Regions from separate parts of the Mus musculus genome. Here region 2 is linked to region 1. Evidence: chromatin loops called from intact Hi-C (ENCODE). Cell type or tissue: left cerebral cortex. All regions are shown on one strand. Links, peaks and the distances in the headings refer to the core of each region. The heading gives the core; the rest is flanking DNA. Region 1 overlaps Fundc1 (FUN14 domain containing 1). Region 2 overlaps Kdm6a (lysine (K)-specific demethylase 6A).

Region 1 (11,995 bases), core at 2,374-10,373:
TAATTTGAATTGAAAACAAAAGGTTTTTAAAAGCTCCCACAGAGGCTTGATATGTTAGCCCAAGGGGAGCTCAACCTTTTAAAGGAGAAGCGGATGGGAGGGGTAACTAGGAGGGGAGCAGTAAGCGAGATGTAAAGTGAATTTAAAAAGAAGAATAACTGTTTTCTTTTTTCTTTTTTAAAAGAGTGACTGGGCTGACATTTTTTAAATTGCCAGGTGCTAGTTTGAAGTAATTGCCTTTTTTGGCCACAGGTCTTGAGTGTTGGGTCAAATGGTCTCTCGTGTATGAAGTTCTTAGTTTTTATACAGAATGTTTATCTACCAGTTTATTTTTTTCAGTGTTACAGACAACACTGCAGTGATAGCTGTCTGTTTGCAGTACTGGAGATTGAGCCCAGGGCCTCATGTGTATGCCTGGCAGACCTTCTGCCACTGAGCTACAAACCATTTTCATCTTTCACATTCCTCTGAGACAAAACAAACATATTAAAGCCTTTTGATTACCAAGTGCTTCTAGTAAGAATAAATCGATTGCATTTCCATGTTAGTACTAAGGATTAAAATCAGGGTTTCATGCTGATATAGCAGACCCTTTGCCTACTGAGTCATTTCCTCTGCATGTCTGCTTGCCTTTTTATTTCCTTCCTTTCTCCCTCCCTCCCCCCTCCCTTCCATCCATCCATCCATCTATTGATCCATCCATCCATTTTTCCTTTGCTTCCCTCCTTCTAGTCCATCCCCCTCCCTCCCCCTCCTTCCCTGTTTTTTTTCTTCTTGTGGTATTAGGGGTCAAACACAGGGCCTTATACATACTTAAGCAAATGCTTTACCACTGTGCTACATTTTCAGCTCTTGTTTTGTTGTAAAACCTCTCCCTACAGCTTTTGCTTCCATAATTTTTGTTTTTGGTTGGTGTTTTGTTGTTTTGTTTTGCAATGTTAAGAATTAAACATGCAGCCCCAGCCCCTTGTCTAAGTGTACCCCTCCCCTTCCTAGCTTGTATTAAAAACCTTCCAGTGGTGGTGCACGCCTTTAATCCCAGCACTTGGGAGGCAGAGGCAGGTGGATTTCTGAGTTTGAGGCCAGCCTGGTCTACAGAGTGAGTACCAAGACAGGCAGGGCTGTCAGAAAAAAAAAAGCCTTCTGTCCTCTGTGTCTGATGATGTGTTCCTGTTTAAGAACTAGGCACTAAAATTTGATGTAACTCTAAATTCTTAATGGGAGTCTTTATTTCAGAAAATCTCGCTAGTCTAAGAAAAAAAAAATTCTGAAGAAGTGAAATTGGGAATTGGGGAGTCTTCCCAGTGAATCATTTATGGTGAGGCTGACAAACAAGAAGCCCCATCCTTACCTCCTTACAGCTTCTAAACAAAAATGAATCTTTGTCTGAAAGCTTGGTGCTATTTTTAACATGTTTTTTTGTTTGTTTATTTGTTTGGTTGGTTTTTTGAGTTTTTTTGTTTTTGTTTTGTTTGGTTTTTGTTTTGTTTTGTTTTTGTTTTGTTTTTGTTTTGTTTTTCGAGACAGGGTTTCTCTGTATAGCCCTGGCTGTCCTGGAACTCACTTTTTTTTATTATTACTAGGTATTTTCCTCGTTTACATTTTCAATGCTATCCCAAAGGTCCCCAATACCCACCCCCCCACTCCCCTACCCACCCACTCCCACTTTTTGGCCCTGGCATTCCCCTGTACTGGGGCATATAAAGTTTGCAAGTCCAATGGGCCTCTCTTTGCAGTGATGGCCAACTAGGCCATCTTTTGATACATATGCAGCTAGAGACAAGAGCTCCGGGGTACTGGTTAGTTCATATTGTTGTGGAACTCACTTTTGTAGACCAGGCTGGCCTCGAACTCAGAAATCTGCGTGCCTCTGCCTCCCAAGTGCTGGGATTAAAGGTGTGCACCACCATGCCCGGCTAATGGAGAACTTTTTATGCTAATAAAGCTTCTTTACCCAGTGTCATTAAATATTGAAGTAGTGTAGGAAAATCAAATACATTTCAAAAAGTGGTCATCATTGTTCCACTTTTCTCCAGTCTGCCTAGTTTGCATTTCTTTATAGTTATATAGATAAGTTAGAAGTGAACGTGTCAAGGAAATCTCATCTGTGGAAACCATTTTCTCATTCACTCGTAAACATAATAGGAACCATTGGGATAATCTAGTCCGGTTACTTTGTTGAGTGCTCCTTGAAACAGGTTGGTTAGCACAGTTTTGGAAATTTAATATTTATTCATGGTCTTTATTATCATTCACCCAGCATTTCTCACTCATCTTCTTGCATGACATTATTTGTTACCAGGGATACAGTTATTCACAGTTTTTATAATCCTATGGTCAAGGCCAAGCTGGATGGGTGCCTGTGGTGTGGTGAGAGTGCAGGAAAGGAACTTGAATTGCTTGGAGGTGTTGGAGAGGAGGACCCCAGAGGGACATTGAACTAATCATCTAAAGATTTCTCATCTCTCTGCAACTGTGTGATACTCTACTTCAGTGTGTGTTAACATGGAGAGCATTTTGGCTATTCTAACAATAACTAAAGCCATGCACATGCATAAAATCTTTGCATTTCAATAAAAAGATCTGTTGAAATTCAACCTACGTTAAGTTCTCTAAAGGTTACAAAGCAATCAACTAGTTTGAATACTTTGTAAGGCAACTTTTCAGTTTTTATCTAGAAAGTCTCCTTTAAAGTTCATTATCACTTCTCTGCCTATGATCCACATCACTGTGTCGTCAGGCTCTACCAGAAAAGTTTGATGACAAACAATTTGATCACCTCTCTAGCTGAGGCCAGAGTCTGACGGGTACCTGGTGAGTGAGTATTAGGAAGAGCTTCAGGTAAACAGTCTACTGTGGAATCAGTCACAGAGACAAATAGAACCTAAGGTGCAGGTCAGATGCTTTATATGAAATCAGATATTTTTGTTATTTGAAATATTTTATATGTGCTTAAAAGCCTTGAATATGGTTAAAAGTCTATAAAGAATGTATCAGACTGATAGAAGTGACTTATAATAGCATATATAGTTTAATTATTTACTTCTTGTGTACTTATTTATATTTAGATTTTACTTACACTGGTTACATCTCCCTATTGTTCCTGTTCCAGTTTTGCCATTGGCCCAGTAGCTTCTTCATGTAAGGGTTCTTAAGATGAATAAGCATTTAGCTATAGTTTTTATAAGAGCATTAATTATCTGAAATTTATTATGGAAAGCAATTACTATAAAGTTTTTAAATGAAAATGAAAGCCCATCGTTCCTTCCCTTTCCTACCTCCAACTCTCTCTACATACCCTGCTGTCAAACTTCATGGCCTCCTTCCCTTTGTTATTATTACATATAGGTATAAATGCATGCATTTAGTGTTGCATGTATGTATATGATTTCAGAGATGACAACTTGGAACCAGATACCCAATTAGAGTCTCTACTCTGGGGTTGACTAATTCTCCCCATTTCAGGAATCATTAGTTGCCTGTAGTTCTTTGTGTAAGGGTGGGGCCCCATGAGAAGACTTTCTCTTCCATTAGAGCTGTGTATTTGGTATTCTCACTGTTCAGGTCCTCTTTAAGCAGCCGTATTGGTGAGATTTCATGGGTGTAGCTTACCTGCCATTTGAAGGAGACAAGACCTTACAGCAAATTTCCTGGTCCCTTGCCTCTTAGATTCTCCCCCTTTTATTCTGAGATATTCCATGAGCCTTAGATGGAGCAATTGTGTTATAGATGTATCTCTCATGTCTGAGTTGTGTTTTGTAATCATATCCATCTGTTGCAAAGCAAAGCTGCTTTGATTATGGATAAAAGCTACACTTCTCTGGATATCAAGAGAAGTATTTAGAATGCAGTTGGGAATTATGATGATTAAAGTAGCAGTACTAGACTCACCTCTGAGGTCCATGATTTCACTACTTCTGTGGGGCTGGCTAGGTTTCCAGTAAGTACTAGACAGACTTTTCTTCCTGTTGAGCAGGCCTTAAGTCCAAATGGATAGCTATCTGTCGGCTACTACCACAATATAAGTGTCACTATTGTGCCTTTAGGGCTATCTTCTTATACTAGTAATAGTTGTGATTAATAGGCATAATGGATGGGTAGGACAGTTGGTTGTTTTTTTTCCCCCTTGACATTTTGTATAGCATCTCCTGGTACTAAGAGAGCTAGTCCTCAGGGAGAAAGGTTCCAGATCATGTCTAGCTCAGATCCTTCAAGTCCTCTGCTTGAAGTGCATGGTGTGTTCAGCAATGTATACTTAATTTCAACTTCTGGGAGATTACAAAAGGCAGTAGCAATAGCCTATATTATTTTGGGAGTCTCTTGGACTCCTGAACAACTCAAGATGGCATTTTTCATCAGCTTTTGTTTAACAGTCAGTGGCTCTTGTGGGTAGTATTGTCAGCCCAAGTGGCATAACTTTATGAGTGTGTGTGTATACATATATGTATATATAAATGATACTGCACATTATATTTACATATAATGTGCAGTATCATTTATATTATACATTTTAGGTAAATAAAAAATAATGTGATTCCTTATGACTTTTTTCAAACATCCTTAGTTCTATTTTCCTTCTCCTCATGCTCCTTGTTCTGTATTGACCTCCCCCGCCCCAGTTAAGCCTCGTTGCCCATTTGTCTTCCCCCTGCCCCTGCATATCAGCTGTATCCTGCTATTCCCATCTCTAGCACACCCTGTACTTTTGAGCCCCTTTTTCTTTCCTGATTTCTGTGGTTAGCCCAGGTTATATATTCAAACCTGAAGATTTGGAGGTAGGAACCACAGGTGAGAGAGAACATGTGGTATTGGTCTTTCTGGGTCTGGGCTACCTCATTCAGTAAAATGTTTCCTAGTTTGGTTTACTTAGAAATTCTTTCAATTTTCTTTACAACTGAATAGCATTCCATAGTATATATGTACCACATTTTCATAACCCATTCATCAGTTGTAGGCCTTTAAGTTGTTTCCATTTCCTACCTATTGTGAACAGAAGAGCAATGCACATGGATGGCTGAGCAGGTGTCTGTGTGTGGAGATGAGTCTGTTGGGCATTTGCCAAAGAGGAGTGTAGCTGCGTTATTTGGTGGAATTATTTTTAGCTTTTTTTTAAAAAGAATTTTCCACACTGATATCCAAATGAACTACATCAGTTTGCAGTCTCACCAACAGTAAATGAAGGTTCCCTTTTCCCCACACTCTCTTCTTAAATTAAGTCGATTCAGAGCTAGTGAAGTGCCTTTATCAGGCTATTTGAAATTTCTTTAATAACTTGTCAACTGATTGCTTTCTGATTACTAGGTATTTCACATCTATTTAAGTAAAAGGTACTTTTTATTAGTCATACACTTTAGATAATCTGTCTTTTTAGCTGATTCCCTATTCTAAAGGGTAGGATGAAAGCTGTTATAATACAGCTTTTTGAATCTTTCCTGGCATGCACTATATTTTTCTTAACTCTGTGTTGATTGCATCTAAGGAGCTGGTTAGTTACTGTGTTAAAACTCTGCATTTCCAACTGCACCAGAGCACTGCTAAGAAGAGTGGGGACAAAGTTCCCTTTGTTCAGTTCCTATTGACTGAGTACATTGGCGAGGCCATAACAGTTTCTTCCTTAGAGGCTCCAGGGATTCCTGCAAAACGCCACGGCCTTCTACTTCTGGGCTAGTATTCATTCTCATTGCATGTCTGCAGGTTGCCAGTCACAGTGGCTATGTACAGATCGACTGGAAGAGAGTTGAAAAAGATGTAAACAAAGCAAAGAGACAGATAAAGAAGCGAGCAAATAAAGCAGCACCTGAAATCAACAATATAATTGAAGAAGTAAGACAATGAGACTCTTTGCCTTCTGTTCTTTGATAACAGGTCTCACAGAAAGTATGATTGGGGATTACATTATCTTAATGATGTTTGAGCCAAGCACGGTAGCTCATACCTACCATTCTAGCACTTAGGAGACTGAATCAGGGGGATTGCTATGAATTATAGACCAGCCTGTTAGCTTGAGCTACAAAATAAAATTGTGTTTTAAGAAAGCAAAGCAGCCCCCCCCCCCAAAAAAAAGGAAGAAAGAAAGGAAGAAAGAAAATAGTTGGGAATGTTATTTATCTGGAATTCAGTAAATAAGAAGTTCTTTTGAATACATATATACATTTTGATAAATACATCGTTTACCATGTGCAAGAATACAATTTAGAGGCACCATATCCATACATGCTTCTGTACAGTTATTTCCACTATCCATTTGCATAACTTAAAAATTTTATTAAGTACTATTTCCCCAAATTTCCCTTCCCCTAACCTCTATTTGGTTTTGGGACTGTCGATTAATTAGAGTGTGCATAAGTAGAATTGTGCATTTGTCCTTCTGTTGTCCTATTTCATTCAAAGTAATATGTAATGTAATCTAGTTAACATAATATATTAATATCTAATTCAGTGTAATATTTGTAGCATCATTATGAGTATTTTTATTGACACTTTGATTTTTAGGCAACAGACTTTATCAAGCAGAACATTGTGATATCCAGCGGCTTCGTGGGAGGCTTTTTGCTAGGCCTGGCATCTTAAGGACTTGAAGGCTCTATGGTAGTGGATCCAACAATGAGAGGAAGACTGTGGCAGCAGGGTTATCTCTTAATGGCACATGCTACCAGTCTCCAAAGTAAGGAACAGCCGGCTGGACGATTGCAAATGAAGCAGCTTAGCATTTTGCCGCCTGAAGCTTACCAAGCTAGTATCTCCTGTAAGACAACCTATGTGCTGTGTACACAATAGTATTCTTGAGCAACCATGGATTTTGCAAATTTTTAAATTTAACATTTGTTTAGAAACTAGCCTATGATTATCATCACTGGATATAGTGGAGACAGAAAAAGCTGTTACATGTACTGTCCAATGAAATATTACCCTATCTACTTTTCAAAGTTTTTTGTGCTTTACTGTCTAGTGCTAATAATTAAATATTGTCTTATAGCTTCAATGTTATGGCTGATTTTTTTTAAAGATGTGTTTGCAATAAACTGAAGAATTGTTTTACCCCTTTGTGGAAGGCAACAATAGAATTATTAAGATATTAAACTCTTCTGATATGTCAATCTTTAGTTAGGTTTTTCCCCCTTCTCTTTCTTACTTTGCTTATGTGTAATATTTACATTAAAGGAGGATTTTGTAATGAAATACTACGCGACTAAAACACTTTCCCTTTCTCTAATGTCTGCAGTTTTTGAAACGTCTCCTTGTACGTTCTAATTTTTCAAGTTTGTTTGCTTTAACAGAACTAATTTGGGAGTATGTCATTAGTTGGTCATTGATATGCTTTATTAATTTCAAATGCATCTCATTTTTTATTTCTAAAAATCCTAATTATTTTTTTGTCTCTTCACCAAAAGGTACAGATTGCTTTAAAATACTTAATAGTATAATATGAACTTATTGTCTGAAGAACTGTGATTTTCTGTGTAGTCCTAAAATTATAGCTTAAATATAATTGCTTCCTTGATTATATGATGTAAGCACTAGGGCTCTCAGGCATTGCTAGCGTTCCATTTCTTGAACATTAGGCCAGTTTACTTGTTTCTCTGGGCCAGCCTCACACTTGTTCCGAGCATCTCTTGTCCAAGAACAGCTTTCAATATTGTTATTCTTGTTCATAGAATTCTTGGCTGTCCCTGGGGAAAACAGCAGAACAGTATAGGTTAGAGTCTTCAGACTGGAAATATTGCAGCTATTCAGACTATCTTCCTGTGATAGGACACTCCCATTGTATACTCTGTGTCTTGTAAATGTGTCATTTCATATTTTTGATATTGGTTACAAGCTGTGTGCTTGTACTGTCTTGAAATTCTTTAAATTCAAATGTACAATTGAATTTTAGTTTCTTTTATTCTCATTAGTGCCTCATATAGAATGCTAAATAAAACTCAGTTCCTTAATATGAAGTGATTGTGCTTATATATCCTTGTTATTCTTTTTTGAGCTTTTCTCCATTTTCTCTGGCTAAACCTTTCATTGTTATAAAACTAAAAGGAACATATATCTTGATTGTGTTCAGGTCATGTCAGTAGAACCATGAGAACCTGGCCCTGCTTCTGAGTACCATACCTGGGTGTTACTGTGCAGCAAGGCAGGCTACTTCAAGGAACTCCAGTCTTTTTATTTTGAAGATGGTTATAGTGTCTGTTCTTTGGGGGATATGTTAGAAGAGCAGGGAAAACACAATATATCAGCTCTCAAGCTTTCAATTAGAGGCATTACAATATTCCAGTACTGAAGAATTCATATTGTAATATGGGAGCTATTCAAATACGGTGTTGAGTGGAGAGAATTTCCTTTAAGAGTCCAAATATACAAACGAAAACAAGAGTTGGAAATGGTGATATCCTGCAATAATTCCAGCATACAGAAAGCTGGTGCAGGAGGATCAGAGTGGCTGGAGGCTATAATGGGTATGTAGTAAGCTCCTGTCTCACACAACAAAGGCTGAGTGTGATGGTGTTCACCTTTAATCCCAAGCACCTGGGAGGCAGAGGCAGGCAGGCCTCTGAATTCACAGCCAACTTGGTCTACATATTGAATTCTGGGCTAGCTAGGTATACGTAATAGACCCTATCTCTAAAACCCAAACCTAACAAAACAACAGCAGCAACAACAACAACAAAAAGCAGGTAACAAAAGATAACACTTTTATTGTACACTTCTAAGTCTCTTGAAATTTTGAAATGTTTTGTATGTAAATGTAAGTTGTTTCCAGTACTCTGTCATACCTTCCCCTCTCTCAGTCTTCTTGTTTCCCCTCCTGGCTATGTTGTTTCTTCCTCTAGGTTGAGCATTACCTGAAACGATGTGTTACTCAATCTCTTAACTTGTATGACATACGCACTGACTAAATGTCCCTTATCTGAACTCTTGGCGTCAGAAGTATTTTTTTATTTCATGTTCTGGAATATTTCCTGTTGTAGTTTTTTTCCCTTCTGTTCCTGTGACAAAATAACAAGAAACTTAAGGAGGGAAAGGCTTATCTTGGCTCTGGTTCTCAACCTATGGGTCATTACCGCTTTGGGATCACATATTCATAGATTCATAACAGTAGCAAAATTACAGTTATGAAGTATCAATGGACTAATTTAATGGTTGGGGGGGGGGGTCACCACAACAGGAGGAACTGTCTTAAAGGATCACAGTGTTAGGAAGGCTGAGAATAACATTATACTATGAGCCATCAGAGTGGTGAAGTCAAGGTTGCAGAAGCCTGAAGCTGCTGCTATCACATCTGCAGTCAGGAAGAAAGCTGCTCAGCACACACATTGTCTCCATGTACCCCAACAGTAATGGTAATTTTTTATAATACTTTTTTTAAAATATTGCAGCTTAGGAGGGTCAGGAGCCTCTTGGGGTTGCTGTGTAAATTTTTGTGCCTGCATTTGACTGGGACCTATCACATGTGCTAAGCTGTAGAATTTTCTATTTGGATGTATCATGTTGGTACTGACAAAGTATCTATTTGGAGAATGTTTTGGATTTCATTTTAGGGTTATACAATCTGTCTAGTGCTTTGCCTGTGGTAGGTGTAATGAACTTCAAGACCACTGAGAAAGAAAGAAAAAAAAAAGAACCACAGACTCAATTCAAATTGTAATTAGCTGAATTTATTAAAAATGACTAGCAGGGTGACAGGCTTAAAACCAAATTGAAGGCATGTGGAACAGAAGGGAAGCATTTTTAAAGGTGGAGACCACAGTTAGCTTGTTTCTGTGGCATCTGTAGCTGCGTGAGAGACTATTTCACTCCCCTCGGCTGCATAAGAAGCTCTCTCCCCTGTATACTGTGTTAATTAAGCAGGTTTTTACAGAAGCCCGAGCAAGTGGTTAATTATCGCACAGCAGTTATACCATTATGGGAAGGTTGTTAGAAGCTCATCTTTCAGTAATTTAGGGCAGAGGCCAGTGGCTACAAAGGGTACCTGGTACAGAATGGAGTTTCCTTAGCCATTGAATTCCACATTGGCTTCAGATCATATGAGTCAAATCAGTGATTCATGTTGAGGTACATGTTGATTCTGAACCTATACAGCGAATATTTGAACAGTTGACTTTTTTTATGAGATGGCATAATTATAATTCACTAGCCCATTACATTCTGCATTAGCTCTAGAACAGTGGTTCTCAGCCTTCCTAATGCTGCGACCCTTTAATATAGTTCCCCATGTTGTGGTGACCGCCCCCAACCATAAAATTATTTTCATTGCTACTTTATAACTGTAATTTTGCTCATGGATTGTTACGTAAGTATCTGTGTTTTCTGGTGGCCTTAGGTGACCCCTGTGAAAGGGACATTTGACCCACAAAGGGGTTGAGAACCACAGCTCTAGGTGAATGAGTTGAATCTCGGGAATATAATTCTAAGTCTCCTGATATTTGTAGTGTTTGACACTGACTTCCCCAAGTGAGCATTAGGTTGTATAAAGCAGCAAGGAGAAAATAAACATCTGATTCACCCAGGAAACTTTGGTACCCATGAAGTAAGCCATTCATATTCCAGCCCCCATTGTGAGTAGCACTTTTGCAAAATTTTATAAGAAGTACTTATGATCCTGAGGGAGTCTGGAGGCCAACATGGGTCCTGGTATGCCAATAGCCACCATAGGTAACCATTTTCCCTTTTTCCAGAGAGAGTAAAAAAGCGACTCAATTTTGTAGAGCAGAACTAGTTTCCTTTAGACCTAACATACAGCATTTTTGATAACTGCTTCTCAGCTGAAATTAGGACATCGTTGTCAGGACTCAAGAAGACTGGAATGCCATTCACAAGCCAGAAAAAGGCAGGGTATATTTGCTTTGCTGCCCGGGTTATGCTGAGCCACTTGGGCTATTAAAGTACAGGGAATTTGAAGTAGTATGAAATGCTGGTCCAAAGTGGGGACTCAGCCTGGTAGGAAGATCCATCAGAGCCCTCTGGTTTACATCAGCTTTCAGCGAGTTCGGTGCTCTCTGTTTCTGAAAGACAACTCCAGGCTCAGGATAGTTTGAGTAACTTAGGGGAGAATTTTAAATTTGAAACTTCCAGTCCTGTGGTCCTGGTTGTTGGGGTGGTGGAAAAAAATCCCAAGACTAGGGGTAGGAGACAACCCACCCTCAGGAACAGGAAGTAATGTGAAGAAACTTAGACCATTGACACGAGAGGAGTCAATGAGAGAGGAGTTACAGGTCAATCTAAAATCTACTTGACCTGTAACAGGTGGATCCAAGTCACAACTCTATGAGGCTTACATGAAGTTTTTTTAAGTTTACAAAAAAATGAAATAAGCGTTTTAGAGCTATTAGCATTTCTACTGTTTGTAATCTGTACTGGAATCCTCATTATAGAAAAAGCAGTTAACAGGTATCTGTAAACAGCTGGAGTAGACTCGTGCCTTTGAGACATAGCAAAAGCTTGGGAATCCAAAACATGATTCTGGATTAAAGGCATGAATATTCTTCTCTCTATCCAGAGGGCCAGAGATATTGAACAGAGATGTTTTCAGTAGGATGAGAAGCACTTTTAAGTCTATACTTAGAAAACAACCAAAAGAAAATTTAAAATTTGACCTGTGACTCTAATAGTAGATAGTTCTTTACAAAAGCTAGATTAATAGCTTATCAGAACTCTACTGGTTAATATGTTAAAACTATGAACTGTTGAAGCCTTGATATCATGTATCTTATTTGTACATATCTTAAATTATTTCCTTAGAAATTCATAATTTACACATCTTTTTATTTAATAATTTACCATAAGACACAAGTGGTTGTTTATTGAGAGTGGTCATTGAAAAGCAAGTGTCTTAGGTTTTCTATTGGTGCAATGAAATAACATGACCTAAAAGAAAGTTGGGAAGGAAAGAGTTTATTTGGCTTACACTTCCACACTGCTGCTCATTATTGAAGGGAGTCAGGACAGGAACTCAAAGAGGGCAGGAACCTGAGGGCTGGAGCTGATGTAGAAGCCATGGAAAGGT
Region 2 (11,995 bases), core at 1,900-9,899, 610 kb before region 1:
AAGACAACAAAGCAATGCCTATAGTGTATAAATTCATATCAAGATTTTTAATAATGTTTAGTGCATTTAGAGAGTGCACAGTGTGCCTTGGGTTACATGTATGAAGATCATAAGACAAGTTTAAAGAGTTGTTTCTTTCCTTCAACCATGTGGACCTTGGGCATCTAACTTGGGTCATTAGGCTTGGTAAGTAAGGACCTTTACCTACTGAGGCAGGAAATAGGTGGGAGTTCCAGTAGATAAGAGTTTGGAACTTTGGGAGTTAGAGGGAGCGAAATTTGCTATCCAGATATGGAGAAAGTCAAACATGTATGAAACTAAGGAGAGGTAACCAGCCATGTGGTAGGCAAAGAATAATATAAATAGGATAATTGAGTTAGGAGCTAGTCAGGGAACAAACAACCTATCATAAGGCTTACACACGTTATTCAATAATAAGCCTCAGGGTTGTTATTTGGGAATGGGGTGTAGGTAGAATAGCATGAGGTTTCAACATACACTCAAGTAAAAGTTTAAAGAATGAAAAGCATTTCTTAAAAAGTCTTCAGGACCTATATAAAAATGTTCTTAAAGATTCCTGAAATAGAGCCAGTGATAGTTCAGCAGGTCAATGGACTATATAGGGAAACCTAAGGACAAGACCTGAGGTTCTAGTCCAGATTCCACAGGATGGAAGGAGAAAGCCAATTCCCACCAGTTGTTCTCTAACCACATTATGCCATGTACATACACACTGCAACTGATGAGCAATTTTTAAAAATTCAGTATGCCTAGGAAAAATGGTATTTTGTTAGTTTTGTTATTATTGTTTTGCAGGGGTGTTGGGAAGGCTGGGGGGGGGGGGGGGTTAGAGACGGCCGGTTTCTCTGTGTAGTCCAGAAATTTACTTTGTAAACCAAGCTGACCTTGATCTGCCTGCCTCTGGAATTAAAGGAATGTGCCACCAATGCCCAGCTGAAAATCGGTAACTCCTACTCTGTAAAACAAACAAACAAAAACCTACGAAAACATTCAAAGTAAAAGCTTATAGTGCAGCAGAAATAGTTTTAACAATCAAAATATATAAAGAACCCTCAGGCCAAGGGTATTGGCTCAGCCAGTGATAGCATATTTGCCCAGTACATACCAATCTCTACATTTTATCTCCAGCATTTCCAAGACACCTTTTTTGACTCAAAGCCAGAGTAAAGAGGAAACAATTCAACTAAGAACAGGGGGAAAAATAGTCGAATAAATATTTCACACACAAAAAAAAATACAGATAAAAAATAATATGACAGATGTTGCCAAGTATGGTGGCATACAACTTTAATACCAGTATAACAGCTGGGGCAAGAAAATCGGCATGACACAAGTTCCCAACAGCCTGTACATAGAATAAAGAAAGACGAGAGGGAGGGGGAAGGGGAAAGGAAAGGAACTCTGGAGAGAAGGCTCAGGAGTTAAGAGTGTACTAAACCTTCCAGAGAACCAGAGCTTGGTCCCCAGCACCCATGTCAGGTGGCCTTTAACTCCAGATCCTGGGAGATCTGGGACCCTCTTCTGGCCTCCTCAGACATCTGCATTCATGTATACATACCCATATTCAGACACACATTTAATAAAATTAAATCAGAAAAGGGGAAAGAAAAGAAAGGAAGCAAGTGAATAAACAGAATAGTGGAAAATGCCTGCAATCCTAGCATTTGAGAGGCAGAGACAGGAGAATCAGAATCGTTTCAAATTCAAAGCTAGCCTAATCCACATAACCAGGGCCATATGAGACCTTGTCTCAAATTAACCAGGTACATATATTTAAATGTGACATTCACATCTCAGAAATCATGTGGCCTTGGGCCATTCCAGAAGATGGCTCAACAAGTGAAAGGTAATAGACATGCAAACTTAATAAACTAAGTTTGTCCCCAGAACCCACATAAAAAGCCAGATAAAGGTTGCATCTGTAATCCCAACATTCTTAAAGTGAAGTGTGAGAAAATCAGGAGACTAGCCCAGAAGCTCCTAGGCCAGTTAGCCTGGAGTACACACACATAGCATAGCAGGAAAAACAAGAGAAACCTTGCCTCAACAAGGCAGGAGAAAACCAATTTCCCAATGTTCTCCTCTATTGTCCAGAGAACCATGTGTGTACACAAAACAGAATTCATTAATATGGAGAATTAAATATCAGATAGGCCCTAAAATACAAAGAAACATTTTGAGGAAGTTAATAAATTAAATGAATTTTCGAATAATCCAAGACTAACTAAACAGTTAAGGACTAGATCAACAACACCATACAACTCTAGGTTTCATTATGGGAATTCAACTTCTAGTCTCAGAAACTTGAAGCTAAAATTCAAAGAAAATTACAATCTAGAACCAAATTTAATCGTGCACTAATTCTAAGTCAAAATCTTAAAGAAGTGCATCAACTCTATAAATGAACAAGTCAGCAATAATGTTGTTATAATCACTTTGGAAATTCCTAATTCCCAGCTCTTCCTGTTAACAGATGGTACAATTGGCTGGCTACCATGGCAAAGTCCTATTAATCCCAGCCCTTGGAAGGCAGAGGCAGTAGGACAGCAAGTTCAAGGCCAGCCTGGACTATCTGGGTATACCATGTCTTCAAAACAACACACACTTTGTTGTTGTTTCTTCTAGCAGATGAAAACTAGGGGCCCTATAAGGAAAGGATGCAATAAATCCTAAAATTGAGATCAGCTTTCAAACCCACTGTTCTTATGAAACAGTGTACCATAGTGAGAGAGCCAAAGTTAAGTTTTAAGTTAATGCCTCTAATCTATAAGCCCCTTGTCCAAGGACAGATACTTCCTGAAATGTTAGAGGCTATCATGTATGAGAAATAACAAGCCACATGTTTTCATTCCCCTAAACAAGATTGTTTTACCCAACTACACCAAATGTGCTTGATCACATGTAGGTGAAAAGTATGTAGGCAAGAAATATGTTAGCATATATCCTTGTCCCAGATTGGGTGTGGGCATGGCAGGGGGTGGGGTACACTTCACTTCAGAATGTGCTTAAGGCCGGGCGTGGTGGCGCACGCCTTTAATCCCAGCACTCGGGAGGCAGAGGCGGGTGGATTTCTGAGTTCGAGGACAGCCTGGTCTACAGAGTGAGTTCCAGGACAGCCAGGGCTATACAGAGTAACCCTATCTCGAAAAACAAACAAACAAACAAACAAACAAAATGTGCTTAAGGATATATGTTTGCTCTTGATTGGACCTGATGGGAAAGCAGCCTTGTGAAAAAAAGCCTCTGCAAGATGTTACTCCTAGCCATTTTCTAAGAACCCAGGAATGGACCTGGCCAGAGTCCATCCTGCTGGCTAGTATTTAATTAAGGTGTGCTTCAAATTTGGCTCAAAGATTATGGTAGTGGTCCTATTCTGAACTGGTGGGATTAACAACAGGAGTATCCAAATTATATACCAAAGTCTATTAAATGTTTTAAGGAATAGGTTCGCTAAGATAAGCAGAGATCCTGACATTTTCTGAAGCCATATGTAAAACATATGCAGCTACTATACTAACCATCAAAGGTTTAATAAGTTTGAAAAAGCAAAATACCAACCTTCTAGCCCTATTGCTAATTTATGATGAAAATAAAGGTATCTTTCTGTGAAATAAGTAACACAGTAAGAACTGTGCCTTTTTTGACAAGTTATTTTCTCTTTTCTATAATAAAGAATAAAATATGAAGATGAATGTCAAGTGTAAAGTAGCATCAACTATGGCTCCTTTGTACATCCACAAGAAATGAATCAAATTAATATTCATGACACCTGGTCATCAGTTATGCCAATAAAATCAAAATATAAAGGCAAAAGTCAGCAGTTATTCCAATTGAGAATTCATAGCGCATGTTAAGCAATTGTTAGCTTAAGAAAGTATATGAAGATATTTTCAGTTAGGAACCGTACATGCTGAAGCATTTCTACATTCAGAATCACATATAAAAGGACATAAAAGAATCTCAAAAATCAAAATAACAAAAATCACCAACTCAATCCTCCCATGAGCATCTCACTATGTGAAAGACTAGACAACTCTAAAACCCAAGACAATTCAATACAAAACATATACACTATGATCTCAAATATACAGGAAGAAAGTACAACATAATTATGCTCAACAATTATGCTTGTGTTTGTACTGAAATATTATGAAAGATTATGTAGCAAACCTTTTAGCAGCTGCCTTGGGAAACAGTTACCTATATTTTGAGAGATAACTTAGAAAAAGATTTTTTTTAACTAATATCTTTTTTGTAACTTTTCAGTGTTGAACTATGTCCAAATATATGTATTCAAAAAAGTGCATGAAGAAACCTGAATATCAAAGACAGAATAGTGGCTACAAATAGCATGGTAGCAGAAGCCAAGTATAGGTAGATTTGAGATCTAAAATATAGAAGTGACAAGCTCTGGTAATTGTTAGGACTTAATATGTTTTTTGTTTGCTTGTTTTGTTCTTTGTTTGTTTTTTTTGTTTTCGTTGGTTCAAGACAGGGTTTCTCTGTATAGCCCTGGCTGTCCTGGCACTCACTTTGTACACCAGGCTGGCCTGGAACTCAGAAATCCACCTGCCTCTCTGCCTCCCGAGTGCTGGGATCAAAGGTGTGCCACCACCACCCTGCAGGACTTAAGATGTTAAAAGAAGAGGTGCTGATGAATATTCCACGGTTTCTGGGATGACAGGTTTGTGGCGTGTGACAATTACAAAAAAAGTTAAAAGATATGTCCTCAAAACACACGTCAGATAGACAGTCAAGTATACATACAAGTTGGAACCAGGATTAAGACCTATCCCAGAGCTTCCATGTAGAGAAAACATATTTGAAGCAGGGAAAAGTAAACAAAAACTCTAAAATTAAAAATCTTTTCAAGAGCTTTCAAACCTACCTCCACCTCTCTTCTATCTCGTAGATGAATCAAGGTCTTAGTTTAAATTTAATTGTCTTTCCATATAACATCTATCTTGTACTGAGTACCTTCCATGACATGAAAACACTATTTTCCCTCTATAACACAAAACCCTAAAGCCTGGAGGAAATCTACTACCACTCCATTTTACAAATGAAAAATAGTCCCCAAAAGATGCTTGCCTAAGGATCACAGATCTGGTAGATGACAAAGCATATTTCTACCTGAAAATCAACAGATGACTATTTATAAATTAGTACTTAATACCTAGTGCTCCACCACATCAATAACATTCCCATAAAAACCAACTACTACTTATGCCATGTTTCCTGATTCAATAGTTCATTCAATTTCTGTCTTGTACACAGTTTAAACTATCCATAATAAATGTTCGAGAGGTCAAAAATTGTAGCACCATTTGAAAGATCATAACACTAAATATTGTTATTATTGTATTTAAAGTATTATATTCTCAGACTGTTTTCTTCTGAAGATACACTATAGAGAAAAAAAAAGCCAGAAGTAATTGGTTGTCTCCAAAACTGATACAGATCCTCCCAACAATACAACAAATGGTTCACAAATCACTGAAGCAAAAAAATTTTTTAGCTCATATCATATTTGAAAACCAAAATTCTAAAACATTTATTTTAACCACTATATACTGAAAACATAATTTCCCTAAGTATACAAACTATCTGAACAAAACTCAAGCAACTAAGACCCAAGTTCTTAGAAAAATTATTTCTGTCATGTACTACATAATATTCTAACACATAAAATTCTATACCACCACAATATCAAAATACAAATCCACATAAATTCAGCTACTTATCTGGTTTCTACTCATTTTCCAAACAATTTATCCTCAATTTTCATATGGCAAAGACAGGTGGGAGCAGAGGCACAATGCTCTCTGACATTTAAAAAATAATAATAATAATAAAAGAAATCATGTTTAATAAAAGTTTTTTTTTTTAAAAAAGACATTACACACAATGATGCCACTAATTGTGCAGACTTGCCTGAAAATAATAGGATACACATGAAAACAAGACTGGCCATGAAACTCAAAGGTGGGAAGGAGAACATAAGAAAAGTTGAACAGAGCCAGGCGTGGTGGCGCGCGCCTTTAATCCCAGCACTTGGGAGGCAGAGGCAGGTGGATTTCTGAGTTCGAGGCCAGCCTGGTCTACAGAGTGAGTTCCAGGACAGCCAGGGCTATACAGAGAAACCCTGTCTCGAAAAAACCAAAATAAATAAATAAATAAATAAATAATAAATAAATAAATAAAATAGAGAGAGAAAGAAGAAAAGAAAAGTTGAACAGAGAAGAGGCAGGGGGAAATGATGTCATTACAATACGCATGTATAAAATGCTAAAAACAACAAATAAATAAAACATGCTAATGAGGAAAATGGAAAATGACTTAAGTTCAGTGACTATCACAAAGCTACCTAAACTGCAAAATACCACACCTCCTTATGTCTATACTTCATTCACTACCATTTCTCCACCAAAAGACCACCACCAAGTTCAGAAATAGTCCAACTATTTGGACTACTAAAATGTAATAAAATAGGCCGGGCGTGGTGAGCACGCCTTTAATCCCAGCACTTGGGAGGCAGAGGCAGGTGGATTTCTGAGTTTGAGGCCAGCCTGGTCTACAAAGTGAGTTCCAGGACAGCCAGAGCTACAGAGAAAGCCTGTCTCGAAAAAAACAAAACAAAACAAAAAAAAAAGATGTAATAAAATGCAATAAAGAAAAGACCTGGAAAAATGGCTCAGTGATTAAAAGAGCTATCATATGGCTCTTACAGAGAAACCTGTCCAGTTTCCAATGCCCCCATCAGGCAATTCACAACTACCTAAACTCCAGTTCCAGGAGATCTGACACCCTCTTGTGTCTTTCAGGGGCACTGCACTCATGTGCACAAACCTATACAGACACACATGCACATAATTAAAAATAAAAATATGGTACTAGAGATGGTTCAATCATGAATAATACTTGTTGCTCTTAAAGAGAACCCATGTTCAGTTCCTAGCACCCACATGATAGCTCACAACCATATGTCAACCAATGTCTCCTGATCTCCTCAAACACATCTGTGTACACATATATACTCACACACATAAAATAAAAATTTAAACCTAAAAAAAAAAAATCAATAATTTTTTTCATAGTGAGAAGAGCTTAAGTGTTGGCTCAGTGATCAAAAGTATGTGTTACTCTTCCAAAGGACCTAAGTTCAATTTCCAGCACCCACATGGCAGCTCACAACCATCTGTAACTCCAGTCCCAGGGGATTCAATGTCCTATTCTGACCTCTAATAAGACCAGGAACATACATAGTACACAAATGCAGGCAAAGTACTCATCCATAAAGTAAATAAATCTAAGAAATTTTTGTACACGACAGAAAGGAACTCTATAAAGTACAAAGTTATGTTCTGCATTCCAAAATAGTAATTAAACTATTCTGTGAGAAACCTGCTAAAACTGTCAAGGATCTTTAAGCTGGCAGGCAAACTCATTTAAGAACCCATAGAAAAGTATGTATTACTACAAAGATCACAAGGTATAAATCACCCTTTAAAGATCTGAAAAAGCTAAAACTTGATTTTTAGATTATTTTCCTAAACAAAATTAAAAGGCAACTTGTTGCTATCTAAACTGAGAAATAATATCTCCAAGAAAGAATTCCTATCCTTTTTAAACTGACCTTTATCACAAATATTCAGAGTACCTGACACTTTGCTTCTGCCACTGATATTCGAAGGCCAGTTATCCTTATGCTAATCCTATCCCACTTAAGGAGCTTTCAAGTTTAACCAAAATGATACCTACATTACCTTCCTACACTTCCTATTTCCTACACTGACCAGCTGAGCTTGATGTGAATTCAAATATTACTGTCATAACTTACAAACCAATATAGAAAGCTTATGCAATTATATACCAAGATTCAGTATGAATAAATGACTGTCAACTATGCATTCATTAAATAAATGCCATTAATTAAATAGTCTGCAAATAATTACAGGTATGCTGTAAACAGCCCAACCATCACTTCAATTCTTGGACAATGTAGTGGGTAGCTTTTTACCATAAATTAGCTCTCTGGATACCACATTTTAAAGATATTAATAATGCACAGTATTATCAATCATTAACATCAATTTCAAAGAACTCTAAGTATCACCAATGAGTTTCAAAGCAAAACCGAGCAGAAATCCTTTCAAATATGCAGAATATTGGTAATATATAAACAAAACTAAATGTTGCATGATCTAAGTGAGAAAAAAATTAACCCTACGTCCTGCCAACTAATAAAACTTAAGTATGAAACCCCATCATTCTATTCAAGTCACAGAAATTTACCTCTGAACCAGTTTTTAACAACCATGTGAAGAAGAGAGTCAATGTTGCCTTTTGTAAGAGAATCTTCAGAAAACCTATTCCATGAAAAGAAAACCAGAAACTTAAAATTACACAGCATGATGGCTCACTCTGAAGCTGAAGCAGAAAGATCAACTAGCAGCCACCTGGGACTAGAGTAAGACCCTATTCACAACAAACAAACAAAAAAAAGTACCTATTGCTTCAGCTTTATTCTCTGACAGACATATGAACATGATCTGTAATCTCTTACTATAATTTTGTTACAGGGAACATATCAAATTTTTTAGCAAACAACATAGTAACTGCATAAAACTTTCTCCAAGCAATTGTGACTAGATCTAATTTTCAAACACAAGGCATATGTATTGTGTGTCTGTGTGTGTGTGTGTGTGTGTGTGTGTGTGTGAGAGAGAGAGAGAGAGTTAGTTGTTAAAGGGATCAAAACTCAAGTCCTCAGGCTTGGCAACAAAAGCCTTTTCTTGATGAGTCATCGTGCCAGTCCTATTTCTATAGCTACTTTTTCCAACCAAAACACTAAAAGTTCTTTAGCACTGAAAATGGAGATCTTCTTTAAGTCCTTACAAAGAGTACACATTCATTTTCATACATCACGAATAATCCAAATATCGTAACACAAACAAGCCACCTCTAAAAATGACCTAATGATGTCCTTATCTTATTTACACTCTTTTACTTTGCTTCTCTCTATATACTCCTAACTCAAATCCTTACCTAATTAAAAACTATATACCCCAAAAGTTTTCAAATTTGTACTAAATAATCATCATAGTTAATTTCTGCTAAAAAAAGGTTTCACTCAATTATTTCTTAGTAATTCCAATGTAATTAGGAAATAAAAATAATGACTATTAGTCCTGGAGAGATGGCTCGGTGGTTAAGAGAACTGGCTGCTCTTCTAGAGAATTCAGGTTCAATTCTAAGCACCCACGAAGGACAATTCACAACTGGCTGTAACTCCAGTTCTAAGGGATCAGATCAGAAGCTCTTCTGGCCTCCTCAGTCAACACCCAAGTGGTACACAGATATACATGCAGGCAACACACCCATAGACATAAAATAAGTAATAGTAGTAGTAATAATAATAATAATAAATTATGGGTTATCATTAAAGAGAAAACTGTTAAAGACCATGCTATATTACAAAAATTCTAAAGCAAGCTTTAGTTCCTTTACAGCCTTATTTAAGGTATTACTACAAAATACTGTATTACTATTATCTTGAAATTCAAAACACTATACTATATATCAAATGATAATTCTACAAGCAACCCTTTCAATAACTCTTACATAATCGAGCCTTACAAAAGTATGCAGAGTCCAGAAAAAAAAATCATCTGCACATGTTAAAGGACAAATAAAAAATACCTATGGAATGGTTTTAGTTTTCTAAAATGTTAGACTTGTTTATAAATGTGCACTTAAAAACCTTAAAGACGACTGGCAGTGGTGGAGCATGGCTTTAAACCCAGCACTTGGGAGGCAGAGGCAGGCAGATTTCTGAGTTCGAGGCCAGCCTGGTCTACAAAGTGAGTTCCAGGACAGCCAGGGCTATACAGAAAAATCCTGTCTCAAAAAACCAAAAAAAAAAAAAAAAAAAAAAAGAATTCTAGAAAATGTTCTATTCTGTGTTCAGTAAAACTGCCTGAACAAATCCACCACCCTATAGAGAAAAGCCAATACTTTTTATTAAAAAGAGTTACATAGGAAATAATTCTGAAAGCAACATAACAATCTACTTCCCAAACCTCACATTCAAACATACTGATTCTCAGGACAGTTAGAGGATGGATAAAACTTAATAATTTAACACTCATTCTAGTCCGAATTCAATTCAAATAGAAAATGTGAGGTGTTATTTTATCAAGCATAAATTTATATTACACATTTTACTGAAATGTTCATGCTAATAAGGACACAATCAAGATCCACGTAGGTGTACAAAGTACATAATATGGAATGTTTTAGCATTAAAGCTGTTGAGCCCTGATCTAAGTAGCTAGACCCTAAGAAGCCAGAATCAATGAAGATTTTTTTTTAATCAATATACCACCTGAGATTTATAAAGTCATAATTCTTCCCCCAAACAAAATGAAGCTTCACATATTTTTTCATGCTTAACATGTGACTGTATTCAAATACCAGAAAAATAAAATAACACACATTTAGAAAATTTTGAAAATGCTCAATTTTTAAAATGTGAACTCAGTTCATATTAACTGTAGGTTTTACTATTTATGATATAATATCCCACGTTAAGGACAACCATGTGTGATTCTGATAACAAGCATTCTAAGATATGAAAGTAAGAACTAGCACTTTACACATGCACTTAAAACACATTCCACTTATTTCTTCATCACTGTAACCAAAAGGAATAAATTTAGCCTAAATTTCCAAATGAATTATCGCTGAAAGCAACTCTATTAACTCAATTTAAACTAGCAATGTTTACTCCAAAATAAAATGGCCCTTAAATTTAAACACTATATACAGGTGTGTGTACACACACACACACACACACACACATCTTTGGAATGACAACTTTACATTAATCTAATCTTTGTACATAAAATACTTCAAATAGGTTGAGGAAAATCTTGAAAAGAGGGGGCTAACAACTATTTATATTTATATAATTCCAGAGCTAGTTACTGAACATTTTTCCAGCGCTAATTTTAATGAAAGAAAATTAATACCGTCACTGTCAAAGTTCAATTCAAATTTCCTTACCATTCAAAGAAAATGGACCTACCGAAAAAGATTATGACTGTTTTGCCTTATAGTCATTGTCTGCAATCACAAGTTCTTATATTTTGATACTTTAAAATAAAAACGTAATTATGATCACAGATAAAAACAATTAAGGCAGCCAAACCAAAATACATTCAAAAAGTAAGGAGCAAAATAATCAACTTTTTTTAAAGCCGTTAAGCTTTAGTCGCCTTTCTTAAACTTCCCAATTGCAACAATAGAGCTAACAAAGTATCAAATCAAACCTAAAGATTTCCGGCAAAGAAGAAAAGGTCTAATGAATGCAACATCTACCATAGACACTCCAAGTTTGAGAGTCCCAGCTAACAAAAAAACCTCCTCCTACCATTCCAATCACACTTTGGTCAGGAAATATAAACTGAAGTAGACAGACTGAGACTCCAGCCTTTGTTCAATAGCTTACCATGGGTAACTAAATGTGCTACAGGTTGATAAGCATTTACCAGGCGTATGCACGCTATTTCAAAGCTAGAGAAGGGGACAAAAATTCTACATGCAAATAATCTGTGATCATTTTTATTAACTACTGAGCTACATACTCCAAAGGAGAGGCCTATTCTTCTCTGATACTATTTATTTCCCTGTTTACCTCTCCTCCCTCCCCCAAACCTCCCCCGGCTCACTTTCTCCTCCCACCCTGTCCCGCCATCTTGGGCGGACAGAAGCAGCCATTACTTAACTAAATGACAGTACCAACAACTTTGCACACAAATAAACAAGAGACTACACCCAGAATCCTCCCCAACTGCTCCTGACAGACTCACAGGAAACCAAGCTCCAGAAAACGCACTCATACAACTGTGGTAGATCTTTGGCAGAAAGATCCAAAAAGTAAACAAATCACCTAACTTCAGGTAAAGCACAC

Evidence for each region. Hi-C counts contacts between places; a loop is a spot of excess contacts. Peaks named below come from ENCODE experiments on the same cell type or tissue, not always from the same donor. Only the 100,000 strongest peaks of a DNase experiment are listed, where the experiment ranks them.
Region 2: it touches region 1 in a loop (4-fold over the local background); 3 of 42 quality-filtered maps call a loop at or near these places.

What each region holds. Positions count from the first base shown.
Region 1 is chrX:17,552,509-17,564,503 of GRCm38, reverse strand. It overlaps Fundc1 (FUN14 domain containing 1), which reads left to right. Exons shown (of 5, transcript NM_028058.4): 4 at 5,695-5,823; 5 at 6,493-8,904. The coding sequence ends at 6,570. Among named protein-coding and RNA genes, the nearest start is that of Fundc1, 14 kb to the left of the region's middle. In left cerebral cortex, for the core only: no CTCF peak of the experiment used is centred there; a DNase peak (open chromatin) is centred at 5,623.
Region 2 is chrX:18,163,979-18,175,973 of GRCm38, reverse strand. All of the region lies in intron 2 of Kdm6a (lysine (K)-specific demethylase 6A), which reads right to left. Among named protein-coding and RNA genes, the nearest start is that of Kdm6a, 7.4 kb to the right of the region's middle. In left cerebral cortex, for the core only: a CTCF peak has its summit at 6,838 (motif pointing left); a DNase peak (open chromatin) is centred at 8,798.